Linked DNA regions of Mus musculus: region 2 is linked to region 1. The links are chromatin contacts, found by Hi-C or POLR2A ChIA-PET in ENCODE. All regions are on one chromosome and are shown on one strand. The core of a region is the stretch at or near the end of the contact, and the rest is flanking DNA. Distances in the headings are between cores, read along the strand shown.

The links. Hi-C counts contacts between places; a loop is a spot of excess contacts on that map. ChIA-PET counts read pairs that join two places held with the same protein, here RNA polymerase II (POLR2A).
Region 2: a loop to region 1 is called in a map of left cerebral cortex, with 5 times the contacts of the local background. The contact joins the enhancer-like site here to the promoter of Cnot2 in region 1. A Hi-C loop is called at or near these places in 1 of 37 maps with a recorded cell type or tissue (left cerebral cortex). POLR2A ChIA-PET finds 5 or more read pairs at or near these places in 1 of 5 experiments (embryonic stem cell).

What each region holds. Positions count from the first base shown.
Region 1 is chr10:116,580,071-116,583,172 of GRCm38, forward strand. Cnot2 (CCR4-NOT transcription complex, subunit 2) reads right to left here and starts at 1,441. Exons shown (of 16, transcript NM_001037846.3): 1 at 1,383-1,441.
Region 2 is chr10:116,427,058-116,430,159 of GRCm38, forward strand. All of the region lies in intron 2 of Kcnmb4 (potassium large conductance calcium-activated channel, subfamily M, beta member 4), which reads right to left. Among named protein-coding and RNA genes, the nearest start is that of Kcnmb4os1, 10 kb to the left of the region's middle. Within about 2 kb of position 1,583, at least 1 of the 3 ENCODE cell types and tissues checked has a DNase peak (open chromatin) inside an H3K27ac peak, as active enhancers do; it is left cerebral cortex, where a contact is called at or near this core.

The DNA.
Region 1 (3,102 bases), core at 191-2,690:
TTCAGTTTTGAACATTAAGTGTGTCCCTTGTGAACAGATCTGGTTAACGTTCTACCATTTGCCAATAATCTAAGGATCATATTGCTGTATTTTATTAGGAACTGTCCAGATGATTAAAGAGAAATCTTTGACTAAGGATTTAATGAAAATGAAGCAAAACACTCTTAACACTTGTCTTCCCAGATGTTGAAAAGTGGAGATGTCCCCCTAGGATTTCCAAGAAAGTACCTATGTGTAAGATTTATTTATTTTTATTTTCTTTTGGAGGTAAAAGCGTACTGATTGGATCTAACGTAAATGCAAATAACAAAACCTTAGAAATAATTTTACAAAAATAAAATTACAATTAGATTTCCCGAAGGGCCTACAGATAACAAGAATTATAAGCTTTTCTCCTAAGCAAACAGTACCTCAATTAAGAACTACCGGGTTTCTTTTAACCCAACTTATTTCTTCTATGAAACTTTGAAGTGAAGACCTAAAACAAAACGGCAAAAGGTAGAGGGGGCCCGGCGGAAGTAGAAACCAGGGCTTGCAACTTCACAAGAGTGGCTCGGGTTCCTCCTCCGCCGCCCCAGGACCATCGGAACTCAAGAGGCTACACCACTAGAGAGGCTTCCCACTCCAGGCACGGGGGCAGAAGCAGCATCTGAGTTTCTCTCTCGCCTTTCCACCTTGCAAGAAAGGCCCCTTCGGTATAGCTCAGGGCCTGGAGGCTCCCGAGGCCCGTTAGCCAGTGCGATGTCCCCATCTTACACAAACAAACAAATAAAAAAAAAAAAAGAAAGAAAGAAAAGAAAACCACACAAGTGGCGGAGGATGCGCGTGTATGGCCAGAAACGTAAAGCTTCAAGGACCAGCAGCTGCTGGGAACGTGGCAGGCAGGAGCCGTGTCCAGTGGCCGGGGCTCCTGGATGCTGCTGCCGCCGCCACCGCCGCCGCTGCCTTCTCTCCTAGCCCAGGAAGCAGCACGGCGGCAGCGGCTGCTCCGCGCCGGCGGGAGCCGGGGAAGCCCCGCGGCGGGCAGCGGGGGCCCGGGCCTAAGCTCCGGAGCGGCTGCGGCTGCGGTAGCTGCGGTGGTGGCGGCGGTGGCGGCCCGAGCACGGCGACGCTTTACGTCCCGTCCACCCCGCCACACACCCCCTCCCTCCTCCAGCGCCGCCACCCCCTCCCCGCCCGCCCGCCCGCCCGCTCCGCTCTTCCCTCTCTCGATTGGAGCCGAGACAAAAGCAACGGGAAGCGGCGGGCCGGGACGCTACCCGCGGACCCCGGGCGCGACCGGACCAGCCCCGAGGCATTCCCCCGCCTTGAGGGGGCCCCCAATCCGCCTCCCCCGCCGCGTGCCCCGCCGCCAGACTTCCGAAAATTGGCCAAAAACTCACCGCATGAATTTTCTTGTCCCGCGGATCCAAGATGGCGACGTATCCACCGCGGAGGCTGCTGGGAGCAAGACCTTTACCCTCTGACCCCCGCCGTGACCCCCGTCGCTCCGACTCCGCTCGAAGGCGGCGGCGACGGCGGCTGCAGCAGCAGAAGCCGGCGAGCGAGCGAGGCTCGCCGAATGGACGGAACGCCGCCCGTACGCCAGTCGACCGTGAGAAGCACAACGCTCGCCTGGAGCCTTCCCGGGCTTCCGCCGCCTCCCGCGGAAGGTGCGGCGCTGTCTTGTGGCGGTGACCGAGGAGAGTGGGGCCTGGGCGGCCTCTCCGGGCTCCCGAAGCCAGACCGCCGCCACGCCGGGAGCTGCTGCGGCCACGCCTGGAGCTGCGGCCTGGGGTCCGAGCGAGCGGGCGAGCGCGGCCTCGGGGGCGGGGAGAAGCCGAGGGTGGCGTGGGTCCGCCCACCGGGGGACGCGCAGCGTGTTTGTGTTTGTGTTTTCCTCGGACACCCCGCCCCCGAGCACCTCCTGCGGGCTGTCCCCGGGCTGTCCCCAGCCTGCTGCGCGGCGCGGTGCGGTGCGGTGCCTGCGGTGCTTCGGTCCTCCCACCGCCCCGCTGCCTGCGCTACCTGGGTGCGCTCCCCCAGACACCCGCCGCACGCCGCCCGCACCTCCCGAGCAGTGAGTTCCCCTCCGCTGGAACCTAGGCGTTTGATCGCCGCCCCCTCTTCCTTTTCATGCTCCCCTTTTTTTTACCTGCCCCCCCCCCCCCCGGTCTAAACCTGGTGAGAGGAAGTAAGGGGGAAGCGTGTTTTTAAAGCACTGCCGGGAGTACTTAATCTAACCGAACGGTGTTTGTGGCACTTTATTTAGTTCCCGCCCGGCGCGCCCTTGGTAAACCTTAGTGACCAGCTGGCTCATCCACTAGACCTTTTGAAAATACGGTGGCTGTGGTTGGGAACTAAAGTGTTTTGCTCTCCAAAGCCGGACTGTCCCTGAAAGTGAAATTACTTTTTATTGCTGTAATACTCTTAGTTTACACCTTTGAACATCCACAAACTTCGTGTTTTACGGTTACTTAACTTGCTAAAAAGCCTCTTTGTGCTTTGAAGTTGCGAGTTTCATAACGTATCGCTGTTCATGTTTGAGTGGTAGAGCTTACTAATGCGGATTACTACTCATTTGAAGTAAATAAAGTTTCTGCTGTAGTTTAATAAATTACCTCCTTCCAGCCCGCCAGTCTATATAGTTAGATATAGATTCTGTGATAAACGGAAGCGATATATATTTTTATCATAGAAAGCTAAAGGCAAGAAATAGGATACAATAGCCTACGGTGAAATTAAAAGTACCTTTGTCATGGTTTTGAAAGTAATTTGACATAGCAGATATGCAGTATCAGCAGATATGCAAATTTGTTTAAATGCGGACAGGAACTGGTGTAGCCAGTAGAAAAAAAAGGTTTATTTTGCTAGGTTGTTCATTTCATTAAATACTCCTTTTCACCGTTTTGTGTTTTGTTGGTTTTTCACTTTAGGGAAATTCAAGAAGGAACAACACAGTCCTACATGGCCCCTCCCCCAACCGTGCCTTCCTGTCTCGTCTGCTTTCTCTTCCTCTCAAGTTAGCATCTACTGCCATAAGGTAGTGTGTTCAAAGACTGGCTACTCTAGGCGTGTGCAGCTCATGTGCGTGAATGCATGCAATGCAGAGCACCTTAATCT
Region 2 (3,102 bases), core at 333-2,832, 150 kb before region 1:
AAACCATGCCAGAATGGTGGCTGTGCTGAGTCTTCCCCGGTACTTCTTTTTTTCCACCTGAATGCTATAAGGACGTAGTCACAGACAGCTCCTATGAGCAGCTTCCTTTTGGTAGAGATGCCTTTGTTGCTCTTCCTTCTCCCGTGTCCCATCCAGCACGGTGGGTTTATGGGGAGGAGGTCTGACCAACACAGCAGGTTTAACACGCAAATCATGTGTTCTAATTCAACCACAGGCATGTCCAGCAGAGGCAAGGAAAAAAAAAAGCCCCTGATGACGTTAGAACCTTCTAATTAGGAACATCAATAGAAGCTATGCACTAAGCTTACCCTATAAGCAATCACTCCAGAGAACTAGATTATGCCTGGGACCGTCACAGATGTGGGCCATATCAGAGAGTGTCTCAACAGACTTTCTGAGAACGGAGCCGCAGCAGCTCTGCACTCACACAGTGACTTTAGTGTCTTTAGAGTCACATCAGACACCTGTTATGTGTAACCTCTGTGAAGGCTCCTGTCTTCTCTCGGTGGGGTGGGGGGTGGGGTGGAACAAGCATCAAGATCGAGTTTTGCAAGCAGAAAGATGGGTATGAACTTCTGCCTTAAGGAAGGAAGGAAGTGAAGGAGGGAGAGAGGAAGGGAGAGGGGAAGGGAAGAAAAAAGGAAGGAAGGAAATTAGCACCTGCCTTCATCTTTCTGCTTCCTAACTGTAGACGTGATGTGGCCAGCTGCCTCGGAGCCTATCACATGGTCACAGCCACTCTCACCCTGCCTCCAGGCTTCTCCACAGTGATAGCACGAACGAACCCTCAAACTGTGAGCTGAAATAAATCCTTCCCCCTTCAAGTTGCTTTTCTCACGGCAACAAGAAAGTAACAGTGTGTCTTCTAGTCTCTCCCCGCGACATCCGCGACACCCGCCACACCCGGAGCCTAGGAACTTAGAGCTCAAATCTGCTTGCTTCCAGCAGGGTCTGCTCCTGTAGAGAGACTGCAAACACATAAGAAAGAGTCAGGTTTGAAAGATCTAACAGCCGCATTTTGTGTCATTTCCCTAAGCTGAATCATGTTCTCAGCCCTCGTTCCAGGCAAAGAGGACACGGAATCATCGCAGATCGCACACTCGCGACGTGGGTGTGAGAAACCGTTTCCAGGGAGAAGATGACAAACACGCTGACAAACCCAAAAATAAGCACACGAGCAGGGATTCCATTGGGCGCTTGGAGGGCTGGCAAGAGCTTCGGCATTTGGGTTCTCAAGGAAATGAGCAGGGTAAGGGACCCCCCTCGGGTTTCACTGTATCTGTCTCCTTCCTGTCTGAACACAGCCAGGCGTACTGCGTGCAGTCCAAAGATGGCGTTTTAAAGAAGGTCAAAAACCACTTTCTTCCCCCATGATACCTGAGGAGTGGGGGTCAACATGGCAAGGGCTTCTTATGTAGTAAGAACGGAAGGGTGGGGCCGGGGAGGGGGCAGAACAATGCTGGCTCAGCCACACCCGTGGGTTCCTAGTAAAGTGGTATATTCAGGCGCCTGCTCAGATCCACTTGGCTGGTCTCCCTGGGGTTCCCGGACCTTGAAGAGAGCCTTACATCCTGTTAAGCTCAAAATGGGAGCTCAACAAATGTTAGTGGGGCGGCAACAGACTTCAAAGCGTGATTGAAGCCACTGAGTTGCAGCTGAGCAAATCTGGAGGACGGGGGAAGCAGGTTCGCAGACTTGCAGGGGATTCGTTCAAAGGCCACCTAGATTTGTTGGAAACTGTAAATGCCATGGATGGATTTGCCTAAACAGTCCTGTGTGTTTACTTGTGTTTTCACGGGCTGTGCCAACTATTTTCAGATAATTTCCAAAACAAGTGATCATTTTTGCTTTGCTGTTTGCCTTTCTGGTTTTTGTTGTTGTTGTTGTTCTTTTAGGAATGATTATGCATATGTCCATGTGTGTGAAGAGGTATACACACACACACGTGAGTGTGTGTGCACGTATGCACACGTGTAGGCCGGAAGTCAATCTCAGGGGCCATCTCTTGTGTGCTATCCACATTTCTCAAGACAGAGCATACTCGCTGGTTTTATGTCAATTTGACACACGCTAAAGCCATCTGAGAGAACTTAATTAAGAAAATGCCTCAATTAGATTGGGTTGTAGGCAAGCCTATAGGGCATTTTCTTAATTAGTGATTCATGGGGCAGGACACAATCCATTGTGGGTGGTACCACCCCTGGGCTGGTAGTCCTGGGTTCTATAAGAAAGCAAGCTGAGCAAGCCATGAGGAGCAAGCCAGAGAGCAGCACCCCTCCAAGCCCTCAGCCTCAGCTCCTGCCTCCACATTCCAGTCAGCCTTGCTCCAGTTCCTGTCCTGACTTCCTCCTGTGAGGAACAGTGCTGCGGAAGTGTAAGCCGAATAAACCCTTTCCTCCCCAAGCTGATTTTGGTCATGGTGTTTCATCACGGCAATAGGAATCCTACATAAGACACGGGGTCCCTCATTGACACGGAACTTGCCAAGCAGTGAGGGTGGCTGGCTAGAGATGCCCAGGGACCTGCCTGTCTTCTCTGCCTCCCCAGTGCTCAGACTGAAATCATCTGTCTCACAACAACAGGGCGGGGGTAGGGTTTGGGGGGAGTGGTCCTCTGACAGTCATCTTACTGGGAATTAAATTCAGGTGCTGACCGAGCCCAGCCCCCTCTCTGCCTGTTTGTAAAATCCCTATCTAGCCCAACCTCTCCCAGTGTGACAGTTTCTGTCTCCCCAGCTCATCCTGCTGAAGCGCTTGCTCTCCCTCATCGGATGGACCCCCAAACCTCTCCTCCAGGGTAACCCCCACTCTGGCCTCACATGCTATGGAAGGCTGCCAGCCTGGAGCTGGATGCCCGTGAAGGGAGCTCGGGCAGGCACAGGACCACCCAGACTCAGCCCACAGCAATTCCCTCCACAATGTACTCAATGCTTCATCGCCATTAATGTCTAAGTTAAATCCAGTATCCTAGAATTAGATCCTCAACCAAGAAAACCCACTTGCCCACTTGTTTCCTCACTTTTACACACCTCGCCCTTCCCTTTGGTGCAGTGTGATTACTCAGAGAGCTATGGAAATTAAG